Regions from separate parts of the Homo sapiens genome. Here regions 2, 3, 4, 5 and 6 are each linked to region 1. The links are chromatin loops, found by intact Hi-C in ENCODE. Cell type or tissue: dorsolateral prefrontal cortex. All regions are shown on one strand.

Evidence for each region. A loop is a pair of places that touch in the nucleus more often than their neighbours do. Peaks named below come from ENCODE experiments on the same cell type or tissue, not always from the same donor. Only the 100,000 strongest peaks of a DNase experiment are listed, where the experiment ranks them.
Region 2: a loop joins it to region 1, with 8 times the contacts of the local background. A loop is called at or near these places in 103 of 110 quality-filtered maps.
Region 3: a loop joins it to region 1, with 2.9 times the contacts of the local background. A loop is called at or near these places in 4 of 110 quality-filtered maps.
Region 4: it touches region 1 in a loop (5-fold over the local background); 34 of 110 quality-filtered maps call a loop at or near these places.
Region 5: it touches region 1 in a loop (4-fold over the local background); 34 of 110 quality-filtered maps call a loop at or near these places.
Region 6: a loop joins it to region 1, with 3 times the contacts of the local background. A loop is called at or near these places in 17 of 110 quality-filtered maps.

What each region holds. Positions count from the first base shown.
Region 1 is chr10:121,732,460-121,737,459 of GRCh38, forward strand. No RefSeq gene overlaps it. Among named protein-coding and RNA genes, the nearest start is that of FGFR2, 140 kb to the left of the region's middle. RefSeq lists an enhancer at 250-842. In dorsolateral prefrontal cortex, CTCF peaks have their summits at 2,276 (motif pointing left) and 2,475; a DNase peak (open chromatin) is centred at 2,464; H3K4me3 peaks cover 780 bases; H3K27ac peaks cover 584 bases.
Region 2 is chr10:120,940,440-120,945,439 of GRCh38, forward strand. The region is part of intron 2 of LOC105378519 (a long non-coding RNA gene); the gene reads right to left. Among named protein-coding and RNA genes, the nearest start is that of WDR11, 92 kb to the left of the region's middle. RefSeq lists enhancers at 2,417-2,711, 2,616-2,685. In dorsolateral prefrontal cortex, CTCF peaks have their summits at 2,574 (motif pointing right) and 2,778; DNase peaks (open chromatin) are centred at 2,572 and 2,835; H3K4me3 peaks cover 845 bases; H3K27ac peaks cover 2,505 bases.
Region 3 is chr10:121,192,005-121,197,004 of GRCh38, forward strand. LOC105378523 (a long non-coding RNA gene) reads right to left here. Exons shown (of 2, transcript XR_007062321.1): 2 at 1,355-1,606. Among named protein-coding and RNA genes, the nearest start is that of LINC01153, 16 kb to the left of the region's middle. In dorsolateral prefrontal cortex, no CTCF peak of the experiment used is centred here; no DNase peak of the experiment used is centred here.
Region 4 is chr10:121,600,062-121,605,061 of GRCh38, forward strand. No RefSeq gene overlaps it. Among named protein-coding and RNA genes, the nearest start is that of FGFR2, 4.1 kb to the left of the region's middle. In dorsolateral prefrontal cortex, no CTCF peak of the experiment used is centred here; no DNase peak of the experiment used is centred here; H3K27ac peaks cover 1,714 bases.
Region 5 is chr10:121,606,656-121,611,655 of GRCh38, forward strand. No RefSeq gene overlaps it. Among named protein-coding and RNA genes, the nearest start is that of FGFR2, 11 kb to the left of the region's middle. RefSeq lists a silencer at 2,053-2,292 and an enhancer at 3,893-5,000. In dorsolateral prefrontal cortex, CTCF peaks have their summits at 2,152 (motif pointing left) and 2,364; DNase peaks (open chromatin) are centred at 2,136, 2,488 and 3,466; H3K4me3 peaks cover 1,101 bases; H3K27ac peaks cover 3,234 bases.
Region 6 is chr10:121,884,892-121,889,891 of GRCh38, forward strand. All of the region lies in intron 7 of ATE1 (arginyltransferase 1), which reads right to left. Among named protein-coding and RNA genes, the nearest start is that of ATE1, 41 kb to the right of the region's middle. In dorsolateral prefrontal cortex, CTCF peaks have their summits at 2,291 (motif pointing left) and 2,495; a DNase peak (open chromatin) is centred at 2,300.

The DNA of each region.
Region 1 (5,000 bases):
ATCAGTCTCATAAAATTTAGGAAGAGTTAACAGAAATTAAGAGTGAGTAAAGCAAAATAGCAGTGATATCTTCCTAATGATGTTCAGCCTCACTTCACCCTCCTGAACATTTTCAAGGATCTGTGGCCATGTGAAACCCTGAAGGGAAGGGAACTTTTATTCCACATGCCACTTGGATGGCATCGAGAGCTCTTTTCTGCACTTGCAGAGATTTATTTGCAAGGCTTTTCCCTCCTTTAGGATCTCAATTAGGGGCAAGTGGACTATTCCCAGGGTGAAGTGTGTTCAGCATGTAGAAAAACGCCTTTGTGTCGGTTAGTAGAATGTCCTACCATTTGCGAAATGAATTTACGAGGAAAAGTCCAAATTAAATAGGGATTACACTGATCCCTTTTAAGAATTTTCAATTCATATTGGCGCATTCTATTTTCTGGTGTGTGAGCACTAAACCAAAAACAGTCCTGCCTCAAGTGCTGGGATCTACATACCCATTAGGCCAGGAATTCATTATGCAAAGCAGCTGTTCTACCAACAGCCAAGTGTCCCAAGACAATTCCCCTCACATGTGCTTCTCCTGCTGGGAGGCACGTCAACCCCCCGCTGTGCACGAGCTCCTTTATTTGCTCCTGTCTCTTGCTGCTCATTTGGCAGCAGGTGACCGCGAAGGTGCCTGCCTAGGCACAGACATCCACGCAAGCACCACCTTCACCTCTGGGAACACTCCCCAAGCACCTATTCCTCTCACTTCCACCTGTCTGTTTCAAGGAAACAAAAGAGCAGGCAGAACAAAGGGTGCATTTCTTAGAGATTATCTTTAGTAGCTGCACATTCAAAAGCAGACAGACTGGTATTTTCCTAGGGTTACAAAGGAAAACTCACTTCTATACCTCACGTTTACCACTCTTCTGCACGAGTGTTTCTGTTGTTCTTAATGCGTTCGGAGCCTGCAAAGCTTGATATGGTCTAGTTAGGACTCGCTCCTTGGGAAAGCTTCCTAGATATTTCCAGGGAGTCCCGAGCAGCTCCAGGAGCAGGCCCTGCCTGAGGTCCCGGTTGCTGGGATTCAGCCTCCACACAACACATGGTGTTTTCTCTAGCAGGTTTCTCCAACGAGTCCGGCCTTTCTTTGGCTCCCTTAACTGAGACCAACACACACCATTCCTATGACCCCAGTTGCGTGGTTGGTTTTCTAGAACCTTATGAAAGAAATGCAATGGTAGGAAATTATATATATATATATATATATATTAGACAGAGTTTCACTCTTGTTGCCCAGGCTGGAGTGCAATGGCGCAATCTCGGCTCACCACAACCTCCACCTCCCAGGTTCAAGTGTTTCTCCTGCCTCAGCCTTCTGAGTAGCTGGGATTACAGGCACCTGCCACCACGCCCAGCTAATTTTGTATTTTTAGTAGAGACAGGGTTTCTCCATGCTGGTCAGGCTGGTCTCGAACTCCCGACCTCAGGTGATCCACCCACCTCAGCCTCCCAAAGTGCTGGGATGACAGATGTGAGCCACCGTGCCCGGCAGGGATCCTGATATTATACACAAGGTGCTAGTTAGGAGGTGACATCTGATAGGGACCCAGAAGGTTAGGTCACACTTAAAGGGGAGGGAGCATGACTGGGGAGGAAACAGACCTGGCGAAGATCAAGAAATAGGAAAGAAAGACCTGAGACAGCAGTGTATAGAAGGAGGATATAGGGGAAAGGTTGGCAGGAAAGTCTGGGCTTGCCAGGTGGGCTAGTTTAGCTTTCAATGGGCAGGCTGAGGAGCTGGCTGAGGTTAGGCCGGGGAGAGACAGATCTGCTGGCTGCTGCATTGGGCAGGTGAGCCTGGTGGCGTCTGCATAACAGGATTGGGATGGCCGCTGGTTGAAAGCCTGCTGCAATAATCCAAATAAAACACAACCAGGGCTGCCCCAGCCCAGTAAGTCTGGAAAGATAGAGAATAACGTGGGAGACTGGGATGCATCAGACACGGGATCCCATAACTAGATCATGCATTGGCAGAAATTCCTGCTTCAATGAAGACCTCCCCTCACAATTGCCTTAGTTAGCTACAGAAGAATTCATTCAAAGGCAACCCAAATCTGGAAAAAAATCAAAGATGTGGGAAATGGGAAATAGAATTCATACATTTATTTGCTATAAATATAATTATGTCAAAATGTTTTCTATCAAAAACATTGGCCCAATGGACCAATGCTAAGAAGTTTAAAAAAAAAAAAAAAAAAGCAAAGCGGCTTCTTCTGCCCCCTGGTGGCTTTTGGGGAAAAGTCACTGAAAGGGCAGAAAGAGCAAAGGGGACCAGTTTCTCTCCACTTTGTACCCAAGGGTCAACTGAGCACGCAACACCCTTAAAAATAAGGGAGAAGTGCAGAGGGCTCGCTCCCCTCCCGCGCCAGCTCTCTCTCGGTCAAGGTTGGGCCACAGCCAGTGTCTCCTCCACTAGATCCGAGCCAGTGGCTCTGCCCAGGTGGACAGCAGAGTCGCCGCTGAGATTCTAACTGCTTCCATCGGGGCTCTCGGAGCAGCTGTTGGAACAGGATGGGGAGCAGAGCAATTCTGACAGTGTCAGGAAAACATCCCCCTGGCTTCCCCGTGCCCAGGCTTGAAGACCCAGGGGCTGGATACACAGCCACGGACACAACAGAATTCACTTTTAACGAGGCTTCAGAAAACAACGTTTAACTATATAAACACCTGTTTTTGGAAAATGCTGCAGATCTATTTCCAAATACTGTCTTCCAGCCCACTCTCGCTCCCACTGAGGCAGCATCCCACGGGACCCAACGTCACCACTTTTCCAGTCCAAAAAATGTGCTTTCGATGTCCTGATTTGAGGCTGCTCTTCCTCTAACCTGTGCGGCTCTGTGAAAAGCCAATTTTAAGATGCGATGCCTCCTCCAGAATTCGCCTGTATGCAGAAGAATGATGCAGAAGGAGGCAGAAAAGCCGGAGCAGTTGGGGGCAAGATGAAAACAGTCTAGTCATTATCAGTTAAACTGTAACTGCGTGCGGCAGCGTGCTGAGCGAGACAATCAGCGGAGCCCGTGAAATGTTGCTGGTTTTCCAGATAGCCCGTTTAGTTTTGTCTCAAACAAAACAAACAAAAATGTGCATAATTGTACCCAGGTCTCAAGCCCGTTTTATTTCTCCATTATACCAAGGAAAACTTGAATGGTGGCCCCACTGGAGTGAGGCTCCCGTGAATATGAATAATTGTTCATGAATATGAATAATGGGTTCCTATGAATAATTGTTTATCCACATTCGATTAGAGAGCAGCAGCCATTAGCATCTTTTTAGCCTTCTGACATTAGGGTCTTCTTTGTGAGCAGGTATTTAAAATGGATTCAATTCCACGGTCTTGAAGGCCTGTTCCGATATCGTGAATTTTGCAGATAACTGTAATTTATCCTGTAAGAGAACCTTTTGATTGCTTTAACTATGAAATATTTCCATTGCATTATACATTTGCTTATAATAGAGTATAGGAAATGTATTTTAACCATTTCCTGGACAATTCAACATTGTCATTACCAAAGTCAACTCTCCGACTGGCCTGAAACTACCCTGTTGTTTAGATAACCTTAGCTAAGTAGAGTTTACTCCACCTTTTTTCTGTAATGTTTGTTAAAACTTGAATCTTGTGACCTTTCTTTTTTGGTTGATACCTGCTTTGATCAAGATATAACGGGCTGAAGAACAGCAGCGAGGCTGCGTGCTGAGCTGTCTACACCTGCAAATCTCATCAACTCCTATCAGCTGGGCAGCAGGTTGCCCAGTTCACCACTCCTGATGAGGAAGCTGAAGTTTGCTGAACTTCCTTCTGGCACTAACGTCACACACTTCATAGCGCTCCTAGGACTTGAACTTAGTCTGGTTTGCCTTCCAAGTCCAGATTCTCCAAAACATTTTTTCTTTTTCTTTTAACTTACTAAGTAGGTGAATAAAAGGATGCGGGTGCTTGCTGGGGGAATGTGGCCAGAAGGTTGCTCCCGGTCTGATGTCAGCGCTCCCTACCCACGGTTGTCCACAGGGCACGGGTGGAATGCTGTCGGCCATGCACAGGGAGAGCTGGTCAGGGTAAAATGTGCAACCTTCCATTAGCACGTTGTTTCCAGTTCACTTTTTCCTTTTACTTTGGTGCCAAAAATTTCTTCAGAGAAACATCTCCACAAAGCCCCATGCTCTTTCTCCTATACCACATAGCCCTAATGGCGCTCCCAGGAATAAGGCAGGAGATTTGGTGCATGAATTCCAGCCCATTCTAGCTGCTAAGCGGTGATTGTGTTTCCTTCCTTTCTGCCTTTTCTATGTTCCAGATGGTGAAGTGGCCAGATAAGCAGCCTACAGATAAGTGAGGTCTACAATTCATCACACACCGATAATGCTGACATATAACAGTTTCCGTATCTTTACAAAGGCAATAAATGGGTAAGAGAAATGAATAACACTCATTAGAATAAGGCCAAACTAGTCTCCAGATTTTCCCTTTAAACTTCGCTCCTTTAGTTCCAAACTTTCCCAACAGAATAATTAGTGACTTTATCAGAAATATTAAATACTTCAAGCATAATCACCAGCTGCTGTAGATGCAGAAGCATTAATTGCATACTGCTGGCCACACACTGATTATTTTCCTGGCTTTGTTAGTAAAATAACAAATAGAATTGCAACGTGGCTCAAGAACAGGCAGAAACCAGGAAGACTGGAAGTAGTCATTCGTACTTTCTGCAGGCGCTGCCCTTCATTCTTGCACAGAACTCCCATGGCCACTGCCCGTCAGCAGGGGCCCCTTCCAATCTCCCACCCCCACAAGCTCTGCCCAAGGGGATCAGCAACCAATTTTTGGTGAAGCAAGTCCAGACCAACCTCCCCATATCTAAATGAAATGCCTCCACTGAAATTCCATATGATCTATGGATTGAGACATTGACACGCAGCTTGGGTTAGAAGTAGGCTGGGAAAAAACCCTAGTAATCAAAATTGCC
Region 2 (5,000 bases), 790 kb before region 1:
TTCCTCAAAGCCTCCTAACAGGCCTCTAGGTGTCCCTCTTTGCTCCTTTCCAAATCATTTGCACCTGGTATTGGGTGAGAACTAAAAGCCTGAATCATGCCATCGGGCAGCTTAAAGCCCCATAAGGCATTTCCATTGTAATGAGATGAGCATGTGAATTCCCTCCCCAAGCTGTGCACCATCAAGGCCCTGCGTGCTCTGTAACCAGGCGCTTGTCTACCTGGGGGGTCCCACAGGAGGACACCGGCCTCAGCCTGGGCCCTGAGCTTGTCACACCCTTGTCAAACAGTGCCTCCCTCCCGCCACACCCACCTTCTATCAGCGCCTCGGGATAAGCCTAGCTCTGCCCCATCTCTGGACTTTGGATATGCTGTCCCTGCATCAGTCGGCTTCCCCTTCCTGGCACTCGGGGTAACTTCTCTACATCCTTCATTTCTCAGAGAGGCTTCCCTTAACCCTTCTGTTCAAATGGGGTTGCTGCTATTATTCCTCACTGTACCTTGTTCTTTCTGTTTTCCCTTTTCCATTTATTACACCCAGTAAATCTGTAAGGACAGCATCCTGATGGGCTTTGTTGACAGAGTACATCCAGCACTGAACACTCTGTACGCCTCACACAGAGGAGGTGCTCGATAAACATGTAAGAATGCCCCTGCTACATTGTAATTTAAAAAGCAAACTACAAAATAGTATGATGGCATATATAACATAGCATAGTATAATCCAATATAATACAAGAGTACAAGGATTAATATTAAAAAATCCAGAAGACTCTTCCACAAACTCTTGTCAGTGGTTAAGTATACATGGTGGGATTATAGATGGTTTCAAATGTTCACCTTCTCTGTATTATCTATATTTTCCAGATTTTAAATACATTTTTATTTTTATTGTATTTATTTATTTGTAGAGACAGAGGTCTTGCAATATTGCCCGGGCCAGTCTCAAACTCCTGGCCTCAAGCAATTCTCCCGCCTCAGCTCTCAAAGTGTTGGGATTACAGGTATGAGTCACAGTGCCCAGACTGAATCAATTTTTCAAAAATGGTAACAATAGCAATTATTCCGCAATAAAAAATAAAAATTTTGCTTAATTCTCATTGTAAAAAGACTCTGCCCACAAATCCCCAGCCTCTGTGAAGTGTTTCCTCTAAGCTCCATCTGCACCACACACCTGAGAAGGTGAAGCTTGAGGCATCCTTCTCTGTCCCATAGCACCTGGGACTGCCTCCTTCATAAGATGAGTCATCACCATTTCATAATCCTCCGTCTCCCTGCGCCCTCCTGCCTATGGGAGCACCCAGAATGTCTTCTTCATAGCCTTCACTCATTAATGATTGTGACTAATTAATTTGAGCTAATCCATTTTATGTGCAATTTCTGGCCTGCTGTCTTCCCCGGGCTGTAATTTCAACAAGGGATCATCTACCCTAATTGCTAGCGTAGTCTTTATAATTCATAGTTAATGCTCGATCAACAGTTGCTAAATGAACAAATGAATGAATGAATGCAAAACAGGATTGTCTCCGAAGTTGAAATCCCTGCCCTTGATTGTGTCTGCCATCAGATGTGCGTCCCCGAAATGCAGAAATCCTACTCGAGAGCAGAGGCATGTTACCACTCACTGGAGTTCCATAGACATCACCTGACCACGGAGACTTTCTAAGTATTTGTTCCTGAGAAGTCTCCGCTGCAAAGTTCCGATTAAGATACCTGTGAGCGGCAGGGCGCGGTGGCTCACGCCTGTAATCCCAGCACTTTGGCAAGCCGAGGAGGGCGGATCACGAGGTCAGGAGATCGAGACCATCCTGGCTAACATGGTGAAACCCTGTCTCTACCAAAAATACAAAAAAATTAGCCGGGCATGGTGGCGGCGCCTGTAGCCCCAGCTACTCGGGAGGCTGAGGCAGGAGAATGGCGTGAACCCGGGAGGCAGAGCTTGCGGTGAGTCGAGATTGCGCCACTGCACTCCAGCCTGGGCGACAGAGCGAGACTCCATCTCAAATAAATAAATAAATAAATAAATAAAAGAAAAAAGAAAAAAAAAAGATACCTGTGAGCTGTGGACATCTGAATGTTCACACAGCACTGACCTTTTTAAACATGAAAATGAAAACGAATAGTCAGACTCCTGCATTTTTCCATGTCTTATTTCAGTTTTAAAGATGGACAATATGATAAGAAAGTCTGTTTCTCTTCTGGATTTCTATTTCCAAAGAGATAGCAAAGGTTCTCAGGTTACTTGGAGAGTTTACTAGGATGCTGAGCGCTCCTCACCCACATAGTTTATTATTCGGGAGGTCTGAGGTGGGACCCCAAAAGACAAATTCTCAGGTGAGGTTGATGCTGCTGGTCTGGCGACCACGCTTGGAGACTCCGTGAGCCAGAGGACTCTGCCCCGACTTGCTAGGGAGGCAGGAGCTCTGGTGACCTGCTGTGTGGCCTGGAGGAAGTCACTGCCCATTCTGAGCCTCGGATTCCTTGTTGGTAAACAGCGTCTTAGGACGCGGCTCTGTGATGCTGTGGCCTGTGCGTCGCATCGGCATGTCTCAGCCGGCACCGGGCAGCAGAGGGCAGCAGAGATCAGGAAATGGCGTCCCGGCAGGCGGCTTCTCCCACTGCTGAAATGAGTTCTCTCAACTGTCGCTCAGCACTCCGAAACCATTAGCCAAAGAAGAAAGACATTTCCTCATCCCTTTGCTCTCCAATGACTAAGAAAAGTGAAGTGATGCCTTACACTGAAATGTATTTCTTAAAAGTTGGATACTTGTATCATCTTGAAAGCCCCTCTACATCCAGGAAAACTGCAGCCCAGAGAGGGGAGGAAAAGCCCGCGGCCTCCTGCTGGTGGTAAGTTCAGGAACACGCATGGGCCTTTCCGCTCCGTCCCAAGCTGAGTTTTACATTCCCTCCTAGACGAGAATTGGCGAGTGGACATGAGGGTAGCTTTCTTCCATGGTGCTGGGGGGCAGGAGGAACCCCAGGGACTCATGGATGTGGGAAGGACATGAGAGGTTTCCCAAGTAGGGCCCCTTGCATTTAGAGCCCCCTCTACATGGAGCTGGAAAAGGGAGTTCCGTTTAAATGTGTGACCCTGGAGTCCCCAAACATCTATTCAGAGACAGCAGATAAATCCCAGACTGCACCTCTCCAGCTGGTCTTCAAGCTCAGAACCCCCTCCTCGTTTCCAAGTGTGGATCCATCAGAATGAAGGGCCCACACCTCTCCCCCACCGTGGATTTCACATTTCCTGGTGCCTCTAAGTCACCAGGAGGGGGCAGAAAATTCTGCCTCCCAAGCCCCACCTCCAGGGACCCCATTCATCAGGTTTGGGTGCGGTCCTGGAATCCACGTGCTAAACAGACGCTGAGGGTGGTTTGCCCAACCAGACCTGGACAATCTCTGGCCTGGAGGTTAAGCCTGGGTGGTGAAGATGAAGAGATAGGTGGCAGGCAACACTGGGAATTCACAGTCTCCGTTCTTGGAATCATACTTCTCATCCACGGGGAAAATTCCTTGGTTCTGGTACCTTCCCTGCAACTCTCTCCAATCATCCTAACATTCTGGGGGCCCAAGATGAGAATAAAAGCGAAGTTCCCATACCATGTGTCAATTATTAAAAAGTTATCAATCCGGGGCCGGGCATAGTGGCTCATGCCTGTAATCCTAGCACTTTGGGAGGCCGAGGCGGGTGGACTGCCTGAGTTCAGGAGTTCGAGACCAGCCTGGGCAACACAGTGAAACCCCGTCTCTAGTAAAATACAAAAAAAATTAGCCGGGCATGGCGCCGTGCACGGCGCCGTGCACCTGTAATCCCTGCTACTTGGGAGGCCGAGGCAGGAGAATCGCTTGAACCCAGGAGGTGGAGGTTGCAGTGAGCCAAGGTCACGCCATTGCACTCCAGCTTGGGTGACAGAGTAAGGCTCCGTCTCAAAAAAAAAAAAGGTTACCAATCCAATCAGTTGTTAGAAGATAAAACCCATAATTTTTCTACCTTGGTAAATACATCTTCATCATCATGAAGGCAAGGTTTGAATTTAGAATTCTGAGGAGTTGACTTTCGAAAAAAGGCAGCACAGAGAGCCAGGCTGCAGCCTACCCCCTTCACGCCTCACCCCACTTGGCTTTTTAGTGCACACACGTGTGTGTGTGTGTACAGGTGTGTATACCCACTAGCCCCACATATCCACGCCCCCACCCAGTTCCAGCTGAGCCATCACCCACAGAAGAATGATGGACCCAGGGAGAGAGGCCCACACAAACCTGGAGGTTGGCTCAGGGTTCCAGGTATCCGTGACTCTAAAAGGCAGGGTACAGGATCCAGGGGAAGCCCATCCCCAGCCCCAGGGACCCCTTGCCCTAGATAGGGCATAGCCTGATGAGACAGAGCAGGCCCCACCCCTGCCCACCAGGGCTCCTTGCTGGCCAGTGGGAGGTGGAGGCCTTAGAGTTATAAGGAGCTGTCAGGTTGGTCCCACTGAAGCCACACTGGCTTTGGGCCCCTGGGAGCCTGACTGTGAGGCCTTTCTGAAACCTCAGGTAGGCCTGACAGACAGACAGGGCTGCAATCCAGGGCTGAGCGCCTGCCTGGAGATGGGGCTCCAGGAGGGACTGGGAGGGCTGCCTGGAGGCGGGGGCTGTTAAAATGCAGCTCTCTGGGCCCTGCACCAGCCCTTCTGAATCAGTGGAGCTGGACATCTATGTTTTAACAAGACCCTCCTTCCCAAGGATTCTAACACAACACTAAAGTGTGAGAAGCACAGCTTGGAAACATTTTGTTTTATTCATGCAGTCAACAGATATCCACAGAACATCCCCTCCCTTGGCACTCTCAGTTTCCTGTCCCCTGCAGCCAACAGGAAGTCAGCTCTTCCCCACAGATTCTCTCCCTCCTCAAGTTTCAATTCAATTTCACCTCCTCAGGGGCACCTTTTCCAAAATGGCTGCCATCTCCCGGCCCTCAACACCACATCCCCTCTCCTAGCTCCTTCTTGGCCTTTA
Region 3 (5,000 bases), 540 kb before region 1:
TGGGATTACAGGCACGCACCACCACACCCAGCTAATTTTTGTATTTTTAGTAGAGACGGCAGGTGGATCATGAGGTCAGGGAATCAATCGTTTTTAGGCAGAAAAAAAGAGGACAATCAATTAAAACCCAAGATGGAACCATTCCCCTGGAATTCTAGCTTCTGGCTCTGCCTATGAATTGGACCGTTCACCAAAAATGAAATTTTTACAACAGAGATGAGCCTTTCATTTGCTCCTAGTTGAAGCTGCAAATCCCTTGTGCCAAGTATTTTGCTGGTGTCAATTAAGGCAGGCTTCTCAGATTGCCACAGGGAAATCACAATAATATCATACTCTCTTCAGAAATAACATTTAGGATTTTTGTTAGGGAAACAATCAAATAAAGCCCTGACAAAATTGTTTCTAGGGGAAAACATGCCTGTAAGGGATGTCTTTGGAAATGATTACAAGCTTGAGTTATAACCAGGTCACTGAAAGGGATGGCCAAGAGGAGCTCCTTAGTGATAACCAAGAGGTTCAATGGAAATTAGGGATCTGAAGACCTCACTAGTAACCTGTACAATCTAGAATTGTTCGTGATTAACTAGGAGATGACTGAAGATGCACCCTCTGGGAATTCAGTGAACAAACCAAAGCTCTGGACTTTATTTTTAAAAGGTTTTCTGGGCCGGGCTCGGTGGCTCACACCTGTAATCCCAACACTTTGGGAGGCTGAGGCGGGTGCATCACAAGGTCAGGAGTTTCAGAACAGCCTGACCAACATGGTGAAACCCCGTCTCTACTAAAAATTCAAAAATTAGCTGGGCGTGTTGGTGCGCACCTGTAATCTCAGCTGCTCGAGAGGCTGAGGCAGGAGAATCGCTTGAACCCAGGAGGTGGAGGTTGCAGTGAGCCAAGATGGCGCCACTGCACTCCAGCGTGGGCGACAGAGCGAGACTCTGTCTCAGGAAAAAAAAAAAAGATTTTCTGTGGAATGTTAAATGCGATTTCTCCCTCCTTCTACTGCAATATCATAAATACCTTTGGTAATTTGGGAAGAGAAAGGGTGATGAATCACTCCAGGTCCAATCCAGCACAACTATGGAGATGTCAACAAATGGCCATGAAGAGGCAGACAGGAATCAGGATGGGCTGTGCTTTGTGATAGCACCATTCACGGTTTTGCCTAAGATCCATCTCCTAGAGGGGGCTGTGCCTGGCCAGTGATCTTCTTGTTGCAGCCAAGGGTAGAGACATTGGTTAGCATCTCAGCAAGTTTTCACGTTGGGCTGCTTTCAAAATGGCAGAAAGAGGAGAGAAATGCATTGTAGCAAATCTTACCATAATATTCCATGCAGTCAATGCAACCAGGGAATTTGCTTTTCCCTTCAGTAACAACATTTATTTTACAGGTTACAAGGACTCAAGCATTTCTTTCAAGGTTTTGAGAGGAAAAGATAAAATTAATTCTTGAGTCATTAAGGGCAAGGAACTTGGTAGAGACAGAACTCCTTGAGTCTTCATTACAAGCATCAAACAGTGGATTTACCAATTAGCTTCATTCTCCCAGATGAGCTGGGAACAGGGTGGGTCCAAGGAGTTCATCCATATCTTCTCCTCTGGTCCACTGTAACAAATAAATTCACAAGAGACCTGGAATACGTGTTGGCCTTGCAAGGAGTCTGCTTCAACCCAGTAACCCATCAGCCATAAACAGGAGACCTAGGAATGAGTCCAGTATACATGAAGCCCACTGGGCCTACTACTGTGATTGCATGCTTTCCTAAGAAGATAATAGTAATCTCATTGGCCAGAAAATGTGAAAAATAAGGAGACAGGTATCTGCTTGGACTGGCCGTGGATCTATGACAGCATTTATTTTAAAACATAGTAATTATTTGTATATGCGTCTGTCTTCCTCAATAGACCATGTAGTCCTAAGAAAAAAGCAAACATTTCAGCATCTAGCACAATTCTTGGCACATGGTTGAGCTACAATAAATGTTTTTCCAAAAAGTAATAATTTCTGTCTAGACTAAAAGACTGTGGACAACATAACCTCTTAAAATTTCTTTTCAGCCACCAAATTCAATGATGAATGGTTGAGAGAACAGGATAGATCTTATGTTTACTACATCTCTGTAAATCAAGTTCACATCAATAAAAATAGGTCTAACCAAACTCAATCACAGAATTGTCACCTGAGTCTTACTTGAATGGCTGTGTGATTTACTTGCCTGGCCAAGTCAAGGCTGGAGTGTAATATTCTATGCTCCATTGTGTTTTGATGGGGGCTTTTAAGGGCTGCAACAGGCTTTTTTTTTTTTTTTTACGGGGAGTTGGGGCATGGGGGGGACAAGGTCTCACTTTGTTGCTCAGGCTAGAGTGCAGTAGCACAATCATGACTCACTGCAGCCTCAACCTCCTGGGTTCAAGCGATCCTCGCACCTCAGCCTCCTGAGTTGTTAAAGCTACAGGTACATGCCACCATGCCCGGCTAATTTTTTTATGTTTTTGTAGAGACAAAGTCTCGCTATATTGTACAGGCTGATCTTGAACTCCTGGCCTCAAGCGATCCTCCTGCCTTGGCCATCCAAAGTGCTGGGATTACAGGCATGAGCCACCATGCCCGGCCACAACAGTCATTTTTAAAGGTAGCTTCCTCCATTTTCCCTGCGTGACACTGGGCTTTTCATAACAGAGCACTTGGAATTAGAGCCCAGATGTCAGAAGACATGAAACTGTGGGCTTCCATGCTTCTTTAAGGGACCATGCCTAAAAAAATCCTCCTGGGCCCCAGTGGCCTCTTTCCTTTGCTAAGGATTAGTCTAGAATGTAGGGTTTGGACAAATGGGTCTGGGCAGTGCTCCTGCTCTGGGCATTGCCTCGGGAACAGTTTCCCAGCTTGGCTTCCACAGGGCTACACAAAGACCACTTTTGTCTTTGTCAGTTACCTGCCTCACTTGTGGTTCTACTCTCCCTCCCCGCATTCTTGGCTCCTGGGCAGCAGAACCTCACATTCATCACACCTCTGTGGTCTGTCTCAAGTGGGCTGGGTTTTTGGTTTTGGCCTTTTTGTTTGTTTGATTGGGAGGTTTTTGGCGTATTGAGAAGACAAGTTTTGCCCTTTGGACTCCCCATCATTCCTGATAGCACACTGCTAGGGAGGCTGGTGACACTGCTCCACAGAGCAGAGAAGCCCTGGCCCCCAAGAATCCATTCGGCCCACGAGGATGGGACTGGGCTCAGGCATGCTGTCTGCCCCAGGCAGGTAGACAGAGGCTGCCCACCCTGGGCATCAGATTCAGCCGCCTGCAGGAAGCCTCGCCAGCATGCACAGGCCTGCCTTGGGGCTGAGCCCAGGCAGTTGAGGGAGGCCAGGGGAGAGATGGCTGTTGGCAGAAGGTAAGACCAGCCCACGGAGGAGATGTGGTCCTGTCTGGCCTTCTGGGGGAAGCAGAAAGGAGACATCTGTGGGCTTTCACTGGGCTCTCCAAGACCCAGAAACTTGTAAGGATGTTATCGGAAATGATTACGAGCTTGAGCTATGACCAGGTCGTGGAAAGGGAAGCGTGCAGGAGCAGCAGGCACCTGGGAGTGCGTGAGGAGGAGTAGGACTCCTGGCCCAGGCATCTATGTGCTCCCACGCAGCGGCTTGGGCTTAGGGCTTTTCACCAAAGTGGCAATAAAATAAACTCTTACAATGTGTTGGATTGACTTCAGGTATTGTCCCTGGACTCCTGGCCACATCCCCTAGATCAATACATCAGAGTAATCCAGCCGGAGTCATTTAAATATATCAACAGTGGCTTCCTGGAGCCAGTTTCCCCAGTCAAAAGTGATTTTCAAGACGTTTGGGGCAGGTTGTCATTGGAATATGGTTTTACAAGCCAAATTACTCGCTCCTAGAGTCTATGGAAAAGTGTTCCCCTTTAAGTAAACTTCCTTTCTTCGTTTAAGACCCTGGGGAAAAATAACAATTCAAAAGATTTTTTTCTAAGTTCTTTCTACATTGAAGGTTTTTATTGCCAAAAACCATTTGCTGTGTGCAAAGTACTGTGAAAGGTGCAGGGCGCCTTATCTAGATGCTATCTGGCAGACTGGTTGCTGCAGGATAAAAAGACTATTTTCCATTTAACTTCAAGAGTTGGTCCAGCCTATGTTGCAGGAGATAAAGGCTGAAGGACAATAGAACTAGCCAGGGTTGAGGGAGTCAAGATAAAAGCAAAGGGTTTCAGCAGTTTGCCCAGATTCTTGGAAATACTAAAAGCCCAATCATCTGACGTAAGTTCAGAATTTCTTTTACATATTCTGCATCTATTATTTTGTTTAAATTTCTCATTATTCAATTTATCCCAAGTTCATATCCACCTTAGGCACTCTTCTAGGATTCCTCCCTTTTCTCTGTTCACCCAAGCTTCCTCCATCTTTCTAGGTTCCCTCAACACTCTTAAAAATTAGGAGACCTGGCTGAGTGCTGTGGTTCACACCTGTAATCCTAGTACTTTGGGAGGCTGAGGCAGGTGGATCACGAGGTCAGGAGTTCGAGACCACCCTGACCAATATGGTAAAACCCTGTCTACTAAAAATACAAAAATTAGACAGGCGTGGTGGCACACGCCTGTAATCCCAGATACTCGGGAGGCTGAGGCAGGAGAATTGCTTGAACCCAGGAGGCAGAGGTTGCAGGGAGCCAAGATCACACCACTGCACTCCAGCCTGGGCAACAATGCGAGACTCGGTCTCAAAAAAAAAAAAAAAAAAAAAAAAAATTGGAAACCTTGGAATCCCAGCCGTGGCACTGGCCAGCACATGCCTTTGGAGGAGTTGCTTTCACCCTCTGAGGCTCATCTATAAGATGGGTCCATCAGCTCTGGCCTTGCAAGGAATTATGAGGCCAAGAAAGAAAAAGGAATATCACAGTGCTCTGGAGACTCTAGTGTGACACAGATGCAAACAACCACATCTTCTCCTTCAGACCCAGGAGACAAACGTCTGTACCACTTCATGATGAGCCCAAC
Region 4 (5,000 bases), 130 kb before region 1:
TGCTCGCAGGTTGCCACTTACATCTTTATATTCCCCACCAATGGGAAACTCGAGTGTCTCAGGACAGTTCCTTTCCCATCCTACACCGCATCCATCAGCCATTGAAAATGCTGTTAACACATTCTCACATAAATTAATGGTGCAGGAAGCCGCTGTCCCTATCCCCCATTCATCAATAGCTTTATGCATGTTGAATGGAAAGGAAGCTTTCCGCTGAAAATGACAAATAAGAACACCTACTTTCATGTCCAGGCACAGTTTGCAGAATGTATTTTTTATAGAAATGAAAAGACACCAATCTATCAAAAGCTCCTTATTCCCTAAAGAGGGCTCATATATAAGGGACTGAAACCCACAAGACCACAACAGGAAACTCTTCAGTTTTGAGGAGGGGGGGGAAGTATGTTTAGAATTATTTTTAAAAAATCAATTATGTCCCCATATTTAGTCTTCAAGTGACCTCAGACCATCCAGGAAAACCTTCACACCACTGAGGCTTCTGAATGAGAAAATAATCTCTTTACAGTTTTTTCTTTTCTCTTCCCTCTTCAAGTGGCTGGAACCCCTTTCGTCAATGGCCTCCCATGAATGGTGTTGCTAATAAAGCCTATTAATGAGCTTCCACGGCGGAGTGTGAATAGGTAAATAAGCCCCAATCTGTTGAGGTTCTGGGGCAAGGGCAGAAAAGCCAGTAAGAACTAAAGGTGACAGTTTGAACTGAACTGCGAACGCCAGCACCAGGTTTCAGCTGAAAGAACCGCCAGACAAGGACACATTCACAGTTCCTCCACCCCCTACTGAGGTCTCTTTTCTTCGCAATTTTCCCCCCTTTACAAAATGTCTTGAGTAGTCACCCTTTTTTTTTTTCAAAAGCCCTCGAGACGCCCTTCTTTTTTCACTCTAGTAATGATACATCAATGGGAAGGAAGAAAAATGAGGACACCAGAACTCCGATGCCCCCAAAAGTTTCAAGAAACAAATTGTGCTGCTAGCCCGTTGGTGATGGGAAGAGAAAGGAGAAGGGGGTGGGAGCGCTCACTACCATGGGCCTCTCTCCTTTGAAGATTTGGAATTTTTCTTTTAATAATTTGTTTTGTAATGGGTGGCTGTTCCTTCACTCTATGGAAACGTTAGATGAAATAAAGGCTGCTGACATGAAGTGCTCATGAACCTTCCCGGGTGGATCTGAGCTCCCTGCAACACCAGGAATTTCATTCTCTAAGCTACATCTCAATAGTGCCCTCGGCATAAAAGAAGCACTCAAATGGAAGGATATAGAATAGTCGGAGGACTATGATAAGAGTATTTACTTCTGGGTAAGGGGAGGGGCTGGATGCTGTGACAGCTCCAGCCCATCTTCAGGGAGCTTGTGGCATTTAAGTGAAGCAAAATCATTGATCCCACTACTGAACAGCATCAATGATTTTAAACTTAGAACTGGGCCTGAATTCCAAAGCCAAGGCTTCCCCGGAGACAAAGTCCTTCTGGAAGTATAGCCTCACTTTGAGGCAAAGGGGAATGGCTTTCTTAAGGTGAGAGGCTGGATGCAGCTTTCTTTACTCAATAGCTTTGTGACCTGTGGCCGGGCGCAGTGGCTCACGCCTGTAATTCCAGCACTTTGGGAGGCCGAGGCAGGCGGATCACTTGAAGGCAGGAAGTCGAGACCAGGCTGACCAACATGGTGAAATGCCGTCTCCACTAAAAACACAAAAATTGGCCGCTTGTGGTGGCGCATGCCTGTAATCCCACATACTCTGGAAGCTAAGGCATGTGAATCGCTTGAACCCAGGAGGCTGAGGTTGCAGTGAGCTGAGATCGCCCCACTGCACTCCAGCCTGGGTGACAGAGCAAGATTCCCTCTCAAAAAACAACAAAAAAAGGCCTGGCATGGTGGCTCACACCTGTAATCCCAGCACTTTGGGAGGCCGAGGCAAGTGGATCACCTGAGGTCAGGAGTTCAAGACCAGCCTGACCAACATGGAGAAACCCCGTCTCTACTAAAAATACAAAATTAGCTGGGCATGGTCGTACATGCCTGTAATCTCAGCTACTCAGGAGGCTGAGCCGGGAGAATCACTTGAACCTAGGAGGCAGAGGTTGCGGTGAGCCGAGATCGTGCCATTGCACTCCCGCCTGGGTAACAAGAGAGAAACTCCGTCTCAAAAAAAACAAACAAACAAACAAACAAACGCTGTGTTACCTCAGGCCAGTTGCTTGAGTTATCTGAGTTTTCCATTTTCTCAGCTGTAAAATGGGGAAAATAATGGTTCTTATTTCCTGGATTTTTTTTTTCTTTTTTTTTTTTGAGACAGAGTTTCACTCTGTCACCCAGGCTGGAATGCAGTGGCACGATCTCGGCTCACTGCAGCCTCCACCCTCAGGGTTCAAATGATTCTCCTTCCTCAGCCTCCTGAGTAGCTGGGACTACAGGTGCCTGCCACCGCGCCCAGCTAATTTTTTGTATTTTTAGTAGAGATGGGGTTTCACCATCTTGGCCAAGCTGGTCTTGAACTGCTGACCTCGTGATCCACCCGCCTCGGCCTCCCAAAGTGCTGGGATTACAGGCGTGAGCCACCGCACCCGGCCTCTCCTAGATCTTTAATAGGATCACTAAGAGGATGAAATGAGTTAGGACGTGACAAGCACTTAGTTTTTCTTTGTTTTTGTTTTTTTATTTGTTCGGGTTTTTTTGGTTGTTTTGTTTTTGCCTTTGTTTTTGTTTTTGTTTTTTGGTTTTTTTTGAGATGGAGTCTTGCTCTGTCATCCAGAGTGCAGTAGCGTGATCTTGGCTCACTACAACCTCTGCCTCCTGGGTTCAAGTGATTCTCCTGCCTCAGCCTCCCAAGTAGCTGGGACTACAAGCGCCTGCCACCACGCCCGGCTAATTTTTTTATATTTTTAGTAGAGATGGCATTTCACCAAGTGATCCACCTGCCTCCCAAAGTGCTGGGATTACAGGCGTGAGCCACCGCACCCGGCACTTAATTGTTTTTGTTTTGGTTTGGTTCGGTTTTTTGAGACAGGATCTTTCTCTGTCACCCAGACTGGAGGGCAGTGGCACAATCACAGCTCACTGCAGCCTCCAACTCCTGAGCTCACGCAAGCTTCCCACCTCAGCCTCCTGAGTAGCTGGGACTATAGGCATGCACCACCATGCCCAGCTAATTTTTGTATTTTTTGTAGAGACAGGGGTCTCATTATGTTGCCCAGGCTGGTCTCAAACTCCTGGCCTCAAGTGATCCTCCCTCCTTAGCCTCCCAAAGCACTGAGATTACAGGCGTGAGCCACCATGCCCAGCCTCGCTTAGACATTTTTATTCAGGTGGTCCTCATGGTTTGGAGAAACTTTGACACACGAGCAAGTCTCTTGAGGATTACTATCCATACACAGTAGTCCACCCTGATATGCAGTTTCCTTTGCCATGGTTTCAGTTACCCTCAGTTACCTGAGTTCAGCTGCAGTCTGAAAATAGGTGAGCATAGTACAATAAGATATTTTAATTGAGAGACCATATTCATATAACTTTTATTATAACTGTCCTTTTTTAATTAGTTTATTATTATTAATACTTTTTTTTTTTTTTTTGAGACAGAGTCTCGCCCTGTCACCCAGGCTGAAGTGCAGTGGCGCCATCTCGGCTCACTGCAACCTCCACCTCCCGGGTTCAAGAGATTTTCCTGTCTCAGCCCCCCAAGTACCTGGGATTACAGGTGCCTGCCACCACGCCCGGCTAATTTTTGTATTTTTAGCAGAGACGGGGTTTCACCATGTTGGCCAGGCTGGTCTCAAACTCCTGACCTTGACTGATCCACCCGCCTCAGCCTCCCAAAGTGCTGGGATTACAGGCATGAGCCGCCGTGCCTGGCCTATTATTAATACTTTACTGTGCCTAATTTAGAAATTAAACTTTCTCATAGTGTGTAAGCGTAGGAAAAAACATCCAAACAGGAGGCGTCACAATGCCCATCAGTGCCCACTGCTCCCCAGCAGCGGTCCAGGGGGAGGCAAGGACAGTGCCAGGCAGAAGACACTTTTCCTACTAGGAGAACCACATATAAGGGTGAACAAACCACTGTATATGGCTAAGAATAATCATAGAAAACACGTAACCTTCCCATGTGCCAAAGAGTTTCTCAATACCATGAGGACCATACAAATAAAAATGTCTAAGTGCTTGTCACATCCCAGTTCATTGAATCCTCTTTGACCCTATTAAATAGCTAAGAGATAGCAAAGACACCTCTGTTCCCAAGGAAAGAGCTTCTTGAAAACCACTAGGGACATCTGAATAAAGGCTGCCCTGCTCTAACCATTTCTTGAATTTCTGAGTGACTTGAACGGCACAGGTTGTTCTTCCGAAGGAGACCAGGCCTAAAGGTGAAGAAGTGCATGTCAAACCTATGACAGCGCATCAAGTATGACCCCTGGATTTTACAGGGGAAGAAAGCAGGGCACACAGAGGGATGATGGGCTCAAAGTCACCCCTCTGGTTAATGGCAGCAAAACCCAGAAAAGTCTGTGTTCCTGACTCAGCTGGGGTTACAATGGCCACTAGTACAAGTCCACCATGGCAGGTGAGTCTCACCCATCCAATGCCAGGCAATTGGCTCTTTCTAGGGGATTCCACATCTTTCTTTCTTTCTTTCTTTTTTTTTTTTTTTGAGACAGAGTCTCATTCTTTTGCCCAGGTGTTGCCCAGGCTGGAGTGCAGTGGCGCAATCTCAGCTGACTGCAACCTCCACCTTCCAGGTTCAAGCGATTCTCCTGCCTCAGCCTCCCAAGTAGCTGCGACTACAGGTTCCCGCCACCACACGTGGCTAATTTTTGTATTTTTAGTAGAGACAGGGTTTCACCATGTTGGCCAGGCTGGTCTTGAACTCCTGGCCTCTGGTGATCCAACCACCTTGGCCTCCCAAAGTGCTGGGATTACAGGCATGAGGCACCGCGCCCGGCCAGAATGGAGATATTTCAAGTAGCATTCATTGCCTCTGAAACTGTTA
Region 5 (5,000 bases), 130 kb before region 1:
GCTCCCACCCCACCCACACCCTTATCGCTGCCTGAAGCTATGCTGTCTGATAACGTTAACCACCAGCCAACATGATTATTTAAAGTTAAATCAATTAAAATTAAATAAGACTTCAGCTCCTCAGTAGCACCAGCCACAATTCAAGTGCTCAACAGTCACATGGGGCCAGGCCACTACATTGGAGAGTGCAGTATTATAGGGTATTTTCAACGTGGCAGACGATGTATTGGGCTGTGCTAGAGAGCACACCCTGCTTTCCGCTTCCTCCTCCAAGAAGACCTCCTTAGTCAGAGGAGTCCCCAGGAACTGCTCTTGCTCTCCCTCTCCAGGTCCCCCCGCTCATCACCCCTGGACTGCTCCCCATGCCCTAAATGGGCATCTTGCCTTACCAGGGTGGAGGTAGGGACAAGAATTCTACTCCTTAGATGGAGAACGGTGCAGGAGATACACGGGACAGGTCTTACTGTTGACAATGAAAACGATTTTAGCCGGGCATGGTGGCACACGCCTGTAATCCCAGCACTCTGGGAGGCTGAGGAGGGCGGATCACTTGAAGTCAGGAGTCTGAGATCAGCCTGGCCAACATGGTGAAACCCGGTCTCTACTAAAAAATACAAAAATTAGCTGTGCATGGTGGCATGTGCCTGTAATCCCAGCTACTCGGGAGGCTGAGGCGGAAGAATCGCTTGAACTGAGGAGGTGGGGGCTGCAGTGAGCCAAGATCGCGACACTGCACTCCAGCCTGGGACACAGAACAAGACTCCGTCTCAAAAAAAAAAAAAAAAGATTTTAGTCTGCACCATCACCTTCTGATCCTGGGGCCCCCTGGAAGCAGCTCCTGGTCTCAGTGGGAGTTTCTATGGGCCCTAAATTCCTCCCTTCGAGGATTCCTGCTCCCTCAAATCCTCAGAGATTCACAACTGTGTGCTTTCAGCCTCAAGCCCAGAGGGAGGAAAGGCTTTACTGAACCAAGATAGCCTGTCCATGGAAGAAAGCCTAGCAGAAACTGACCTTGGACAACAATTTTGGTGGAAAGGGGTTAATTGGGGACCACTAAATGCTAATACTCAGAAAGGCCGGGGCTGCATCTCCCATCTCTAGATTCCCAGGACCTGGCACTACCTGGCTAGTGGGAGCAGTTTATGGGGCTGTGTTTATACCTTACAGGCTCTTAATAGATGCTTGTTGATTGATGACTGCAACTCAGCCTCCTCCAGCATTTCCTAATTAAAGCATAAGTGCAAAGAGGCACATGTACATAGGTTTGTGTACACAGTGAGCACGGTCTCTTTAGAAGGTGGGGAATAGAAGCCAGTTTAGGACAAAGCTGATTGAGCTGTGTGAGGAAGTTACCTTTCCCTGCAATTACCTCATTTCCACGATGCGTTTCTTTCTCTTTTCTCTTGATTTCTGCCTTTGCTACACTCTTTCCCGAGGGTGTGTCTACTTCTTCCAAATGTGAAAAGAAGTTCACTTTCGCCAGGCACGGTGGCTCACGCCTGTAATCCCAGCACTTTGAGAAGCCAAGGCGGGCGGATTACCTGAGGTCAGGAGTTCGAGACCAGCCTGGCCAACATGGTGACACCCCGGCTCTACTTAAATACAAGAATTAGCCGGGCGTCGTGGCACACGTCTGTAATCCCAGTTACTCGGGAGGCTGAGGCAGAACTGCTTGAGCCCGGGAGACGGAGGTTGCAGTGTGCTGAGATTGCGCCACTGCACTCCAGCCTGGCTGACAGAGTGAGACTGTCTCAAAAAAAAAAAAAAAAAAGAAGAAGTTCACTTTCATAAACCAAAGGGGAGAAAAATGATGCTGCCAGGATCCTGGTAAACTCGGGGAGGGAGTGGAGAATACAGAGCCCCACACATCGTAAAACCACAAACCTAGTAACCCTTTTAGAGTCCCAGAGCTCTCGTATTGTGTCCCCAAGCTGGGGAGAAAGACCATCAAGTGGGGAGCGATTTCTTTAACAGATTTCTAAGAGCAGCGCTGAGCAAAAATTAACTCCTTCGCGGAGGCCGGATGCTGGCCTGGCGCTGGGGCAGCGCCCGGGAAGCAGGTGGCTCCAGGTGAGGGAGGCCGAGGTCCCGGGGCGCCCTTTGTTCTCCGGGTTCTGCGCAGGGAGGAGCGCATCGGGCGCCAGCGCCCCCGTGTGGCCGCGAGCACCGCGCGCGCAAAGCGGGGGCGAGCGCCGCCCGGGGCGTGGGTGACGGGGCTGGCATCAAGGTAGAGGGCGGCCGGGCAGGGAGGAGGGGCAGCCCCGCCAGCGCCGAGCCCAGCCCTGAAGTCGTTTCGGCTGTGCAGATGATGAGCGACCCAGGTCGAGGCGAATCAGGAGCCCAGGTGCTTGCCCAAGCACAGCTGGACGAAATGTCTGTTACCCCGACGGCTGGGGCGCGGGACCTTGCAGGGACGTGGTGCTGCAGCGGCCTCTGCCTGGGCCTGGCGTGCGGCTACCTCAGGCTAATTCTCCATTCGCTGCGTGGATTCGCCCCCGGGAGGCGGCCCCACGTTTCCAGCCTGTGGATCAACAAGGCGGAGAACCACCTTTGCACCCTCGCCGGGAAACCAGCTCCTACCTCCGGCCCCCTGTTGGGCCTTCTGGCCCTGGTGTTCTCTGGCGCTCCTCTCCCACCAAGGCCCGGCAGTCCTAGCTGTGGGCTGTCCTCTCTCTCTCTCTCTTTTTTTTAACCTCTACCTCCCGGGTTCAAGCGATTCTCCTGCCTCAGCCTCCAGAGTAGCTGGGATTATAGGCATGTGCCACCATGCTTGGCTAATTTTTGTATTTTTAGTAGAAACGGGGGTTTCACCATCTTGGCCAGGCTGGCCTCGAAGTCCTGACCTCGTGATGCACCCGCCTCAGTTTCCTAAAGTGCTGGGATTACAGGCCTGCGCTACTGCACCCCTTGGAGCTGTCCTCTCTTGAAAGCCACCACACCTGCTTCCTTCCTAGTCTCACCACAGCTGCCCTGGAGAGGTACCTGCCAGATTTGGGGCAGCCTCCGCCTCTGGTCTCTCCCCTGCCAGTCACCCTGCCCAGAGGTGGGGACCCCTGTCCTGCCCTTTCATCAGGCCAGTGGAAGCTTTGAAGGTTCCACATTTTCAGGAACCATGGCAACGGCCCTCTTAGCACAGAGTGGGTGCTTGGAGGCTGACGTTTATTGGGTGCATACCATGTTCCATGCAACTGGGATTATGGCCTTTAATGGGTGATCACACTTCAATCACAAGCACCCTGTGAGGTAGCACTACTGTGACCCCCATTTTATAAATCGTGCTATGGAAACACTGAGAGCTCATCCAAGGTTACACAGTCGGGAGGGAGGGCTGACCCTGGAGCCTGTGCTATCGCTTATGCTGCCAGCGTCCCCGTGACGGTGATGGGGTAGTGACTTCAGCTGATGAATGGAAACAGAGGCTAAAGGGGCTGATTCTCCTGATCTTCCCAGAGAAGTTGGCTGTCCCATCCAGATGACAATTGTCCCAGTTTTCAGATGTTGACTCCTTTTCTAGTGGGCCTGTGGACAGCAGGCTGCACCCTCTGCTGTCCTATAGTGGCTGAGATCATGGGACCTGGAGTCCAGCTGCCTGCTCTGGGCCTTACATCTGCCCCTCCTCACCACGTTCTCATCTGTAAAATGAAGTCATGCTAATACCCGCTTCACACAATCTGCGCAGATTGAATGGAATACTTCAGGTGAAGTGCTGAGTGCATGGTGAATGATCAATACTTGTCAGCTGGTACTAGTATTTCCAGACCAGAGGCATCCAGACCTCCCTCTGCAGCTCTGTCTAACCCTATCCTACCCCTGACCTTATTACTTGCTACTTCTCTTTGCTGTGTGACCTGGGGTAGGTTACTCGGCTTTTATGAGCTTCTGTGGCCTTATTTGTAGGCTGTGAATATTAGCGGTAATCATCTTCAAAATTCACCCATAATGGTATTGATTTCAGTAGCAGCTTAGGCTGTCCAGGGCAGGGGACTTGCTCACATTCTTCTAAAGTTCTTCTTAGCATCACGTAGAAATTCATTCCAGTGTTGACTCATGACGGTCAGCAAATTCTTCACCTTATCCAACTGAGTTATCTTTTGCTTTAAATTTCTATTTAAAGAAATCCTCTGTATACGAGGAAAGGATCCATTTGTTTTCTTTGTAAAACTCCTCTGTGTGCTTCAAGCAAGCATTAAGATAATGGTTACCCTCATCTCCTCTGAATCAGATAAGACATGACTTCAGAGCACTGCCGAATTGAGCCGATAAAAGTACAGGACACCCAGTTAAACTTGAATTTCAGATGAAAAACAAATAATTGTTTTTAGTATAAATAGGTCCCCACTATCGCATGAACAAATAGTGCATGGGACATACATCTATGAAGATAGTCATTGTGTATTTGAAATCCAGATGTAACCAAGTATGCTGTATTGCATATGGCAATGCTGTGCTGGCTAGAAGCCACACCCACAGGTTGACTAGTCCGGGCAAGTCCAAGGGAAACAATCATTCTTCCAGGAAATCATTGAGAACTAACACCCTTCTCCTTCCCGCCTGTCTATGCCCAAAAACCCCTTTTAGTATTGGGAGGCGCGCCTGACCAGAAATTCTGTCATGTTTTCCTTGGGGTTGGTTTCCAGAGCCACTGTTGTGGCAGCTTGGGCCTGTTTCATAGTGATCAATTTATGTATTGACAGAGCTATTGAATATTTGGTGATAACTGTAATCATCTGTTCTAAGTCTGCGTTTCCTCCTGAATGAAGTAATAACCCCTGGTGTTTAGTCTGCACTATTGGGAGTGATGTATAACACTGTTGGGATGTCAAGTGTATATGACATGTGCAGCTGTGGTCACTTCCCTGGACGGAGTCTTGCTACATGTGGAGCGTCATTTACGCCGCCAAACAGGGCTGCCTGGAGCTAGACAGAGCCAGACAGAGCCGCCATCCATTTTCCAGAGCCCAGAAACCGTGTCACCAGGGAATGATACGACATCGGCCTTC
Region 6 (5,000 bases), 150 kb after region 1:
GGCTTCCTTAATTGAATTATACAAATAATTGCCTAAGCTCTCTACTTTATTCAAGTAAGTTAGCCTGGCTTTAAAAAATGTGCTTTAGGCCAGGCACAGTGGCTCATGCCTGTAATCCCAGCACTTTGGGAGGCCAAGGCAGGTGGATCACCTGAGATCCAGAGTTTAAGACCAGCCTGGCCAACATGGTGAAATCCTGTCTCTACTAAAAATACAAAAATCAGCCAGGTGTGGTGGCACGTGCCTGTAATCCCAGTTACTCGGGAGACTGAGGCACAAGAATTGCTTGAACCTGGGAGGTGGAGGTTGCCGTGAGCCAAGATCATGCCATTACATTCCAGCCTGGGCAACAGAGCGAGACTCCGTCTCAAAAAAAAAAAAAAAAAAAAAAAAAGAGGCCGGGCGCGGTGGCTCACACTTGTAATCCCAGCACTTTGGGAGGCCGAGGCAGACAGATCACGAGGTCAGGAGATCGAGACCATCCTGGCTAACACGGTGAAACTCCATCTCTACTAAAAAACACAAAAAATTAGCCAGGCATGGTGGTGGGCGCTTGTAGTCCCAGCTACTCGGGAGGCTGAGACAGGAGAATAGCATAAACCTGGGAGGTGGAGCTTGCAGTGAGCCAAGATCGCGCCATTGCACTCCAGCCTGGGTGACAGCAAGACTCCGTCTCAAAAAAAAAAAAAAAAAAACATGCCTAAAGCATTTCAAAATGTGGCTGGGTGCAGGGGCTCACACCTGGAATCCCAGCATTTTGGAGGGCCAAGGCAGGCAGGCAGGCGGATCACTTGAGTCCAGAGTTCCTGACCAGGTTGGCCAACATGGTGAAACCCTGTCCCTACTAAAAATACAAAAATTAGCCGGGCTTGGAGTCATGCGCCTGTAGTCCTAGCTACTTGGGAGGCTGAAGCACGAGAATCGCTTGAACCTGGGAGGTGGTTGTTGCAGTGAATCGAGATTGTGCCACTGAGCTTTAGCCTTGGCAACAGAGGGAAAGACTGTCTCTAAATAAATAAATAAATATTAAATAAATATTAAAAAGTTTCAAAATGTTCGGATCTTACTATCATTCTGTTAATTATATGCCAGAGTTAAATATTTATAAAATACAGGTTAAGTATCCCTAATCCAAAAATCTGAAATCTGAAAGCTCCAATGGGCATTTCCCTTGATTGTCATGTTGGCACTCAATAAGTTTCTAATCTTGGAGCATTTTTGGATTTCAGATTTTCACATAAGTGATACTCAACCTGTAGCACCAGCAGGTTCTCAGGTGGCACTGCTTTGCTCAACATCATTTTGTTATAACTTCAATGAGTATGAGACCAGCTTGGGCAACATAGCAAGATCCTGCTTCTACAAAAAATAAAAAACAAAAACCAAAAATACATTGATGATTTAAAAAAAAAAAAAACCCACCTCCTGGCCAGGGCTACTGTCTGTGTGGAGCTTGCAATTCCCCCCACATCTGTGTGGGCTTGCTCTGGGTCTTCCAGTTTCCTCCCACATCTCACACGTGTGCACGTTAGGTTCACTGCTGTGTATACATGGTCCCAGTGTGAGTGTGGGTGTGTGCGTGAATATGCCCTGTGGTGGAACAGACTCCTGTCCAGGGTGAGTGTCCAACCTGCGCCCTAAGCTTCCAGAATAGGCTACAGCTCCCCGCCACCTGAACTGAAATCACTGGGTTAATAATATCTTACTTATTTTTATTAATCTTTCTTAAATGTATGTATAGCTCACATTTATTTCAATGTTTAATATTAGAAGTGCTTTGGTTTTTATTTAGAAGTCTGGTGATGTTTTGTGACCAGAAATATGCTGTAGGAACTTAACTCTTGTTTATATCAATTAGCCTAGGGTAAAACTGGTTTCCTTGTATGTCATTTCACCTATGACCACAGTTTCCAAGAACTATTAATGACATTAAGTGAGAACTTACTGTGTGTGCCTATATATGATTGTCTGGTCTTTGCCTAATTGGAGAATGTCAATTCTCTAATACACTGAATAATTTTCTAAATATAAGTTACTACTTTCATATACAAAAATGTAAGCCATTAAGAGGAAAAAAAATAAAGATGAAAACTTCTCGAGATTAAAGTCCAGAAAATATTTAAAACCTTTAACAAGCAAAGAATCACTTGTAATTATCCTTTTAATGCCTCAATGAAAATTACAATAAATGATAGAAAAAGAAGCCTTTATTCATACTTCTTGGGCTGTGAACACACAACTTGCAGAGAGCAAGCTGAGCCAAGATGAAAGAGCAAAGGGTTCTCGATCTACACCACCACCTGGTGGCGGAGTGAGACAGTGGCGCAGCTTCCACCGTCTCCTTTCAAGTCTCCATGGGGTCAGAATGGACTCATCACGACCTTTCCTTTCCACACTCATTGTCTAAACAAGTGAATATACATACACCTGAATATAAGATAACTATCCTCAAAATAAGCATCCCTCAGAAGTAGATATCGCCTCCTATTTCCATCTCTCATAGGAAGTTCCCTGAACTAATTTAAAAAACATTACAGGCTGGGCACAATGGCTCACACCTATAATGCCAGTACTTTAGCAGGTTGAGGCAGGAGGATCAGGTGATGCCAGGTGACCAGCCTGGACAACACAGCAAGACGCCCCCCTACAAAAAAAAATTTAAAAATTAGCTGGATGTAGTGATGTGCACCTGTACTCCTAGCTACTTAGGAGGCTGAGGTGGGAAGACTGCTTGAGTCCAAGAGTTTGAGGTTACAGTGAGCTATGATCACGCCACTTGCACTCCAGCCTGGGCAACAGAGCAGGACTCTGTCTCAAAAAACGATAAGAAGAAAAATAAAAAATAAAACAGATGGCAATGGATTATAGCACTTCATATAAGGCCATGAGCCTACAATGCTATCAGAAGGAAAAAAGATGGTGAGAGGTAGGGAGTTGTGAATACAGAGAGAAATCTCTTCTTTACAGAGAGAAAGAATTTCAGCTAATAAGTGTAGAAACAATAATACAATTAGACAAATCACCATTTTGCTACCTCTCCCACCTCTCCATAATAACTACTTCAGGCAAGGATCATCAAAGATGCTAAAACAAATGGACAACAGGTTATTGGGAAAGAGGTTATTCCTCCTACCTCAGAAATATTATCATAATAAGGGTATAACATGCCTTTAAAATGAGAAGATCTAATTACAAAGAAAAAAATATAAGAATAATAAAGAGGCTGGGCGCAGTGGCTCACGCCTGTAATCCCAGCACTTTGGGAGGCCAAGGTGGGCGGATCCCAAGGTCAGGAGATCGAGACCATCCTGGCTAACACAGTGAAACCCTGTCTCTTCTAAAAATACAAAAAATTAGCCGGGCGTGGTGGCAGGCGCCTGGAGTCCGAGCTACTCGGGAGGCTGAGACAGGAGAATGGCATGAACCTGGGAGGCAGAGCTTGCAGTGAGCCGAAATCACGCGACTGCACTCCAGCCTGGGCGACAGAGCAAGACTCCATCTCAAAAAATAAATGAATAATAATAATAATAAAGAGAGCTGATGGCTGTTATTCAACCAAGTGAGCAAACCAAGTGACAACAGACTTAAATGTCCCCATCACAAATGAAGGACAACCGACATTACATGCTGCTTGATATGATACAGTAAAAGAGTAAGACTGGCACAAGCCCTAGAGGAAACTGACAATATGAAAAAAGCTGAACACCTGCACACCCTACGACACAGCATTTCTATTGGGCACACATCAAATAGAAATGTGTCCGTATGTTTACCAAAAGGTATGTATAAGGATGTACATATGCAGCACTTTTCACGGTAGCCTCATACCAGGAACTACTAAAATTCCCACCAACAGTAGAAAGGGATAAATTCTGGATAGTCATACATAAAACACTATACAGCGATGAGAGTTAACAGTCTACTACAACAGGCAAAATAAAATAGATAACTCACACTACCATAATGTTGGGCAAATGAAACCACACTCAAAAGAGTAGGATTCTACTTACATTAAGTATAAAACAGGCACAACTAATCTGTAGTTTTACAAGTCAAGAAAATACCGGTAGTGATGGAAAAGAACAAGCAGGGGCTTCTGAGGAGTTAGTAGTAATCAACTTATTTATTTATTTATTTTTTTGAGACAGAGTCTCATTCTGCATCCAGTCTGGAGTTCAGTGGCACCATCTCAGCTCACGGCAACCTCTGCGTCCTGGGTTTAAGCGATTTTCCCGCTTTAGCTTCCCGAGTAGCAATTTCTTAATCTAACAGTGAGTTCAATTTGTGAAATTTCATCTATCTGAACACTTATGCATACTTTTCTGTATATACGTTATACTTCAATAAAAAACTTTTTTTAAGTACACATAACCTACACCTAAAAACATTAAACTTTTAAGAACACTTAAGAATCTGATTACTAGATAACAACAAAAACCGAACTGTGATACGGAACATTCTAAAGATAATTGGGTTAAATGTCAAAGTCATTAAATGAAAAAATCAAAAAAGATTACAGAAACAGAACAGTCATAAACATAACATAAACACAATACAGTTCATGTAAAATGTGTGAACCGTGACTGGATCCTATTTTCATTCATCTATAAAAGCTATTTTCTATTTTGGGGCCAGGCACAATAGCTCATGCCTGTAATCCCAACACTTTGAGAGGCCGAGGCAGAAAAATTGCTTGAGGCCAGGAGTTCAAGACCAGCCTGAGCAATATAGCAAGACTCTACCTCTACAAAAGGAAAAAAATTAAAAATTAGCCTGGCATGGTGGTCCACTCCTGTAGTCCTAGCTACTCAGAAGGGAGACTGAGGCAGAAGGATCACTTCAGCCCAGAAGTTTAAGGCTGCAGTGAACTATGACCATGCTACTGTACTCCAGCCTGGGTGACCGACCAAGACCTTGTCTCTTAAAAAAAAAAAAAGTAAAGGTATTTTTGGTACACTTGGAACATCTGAATATGGACTGTGATGTTATAGAATTTCTAC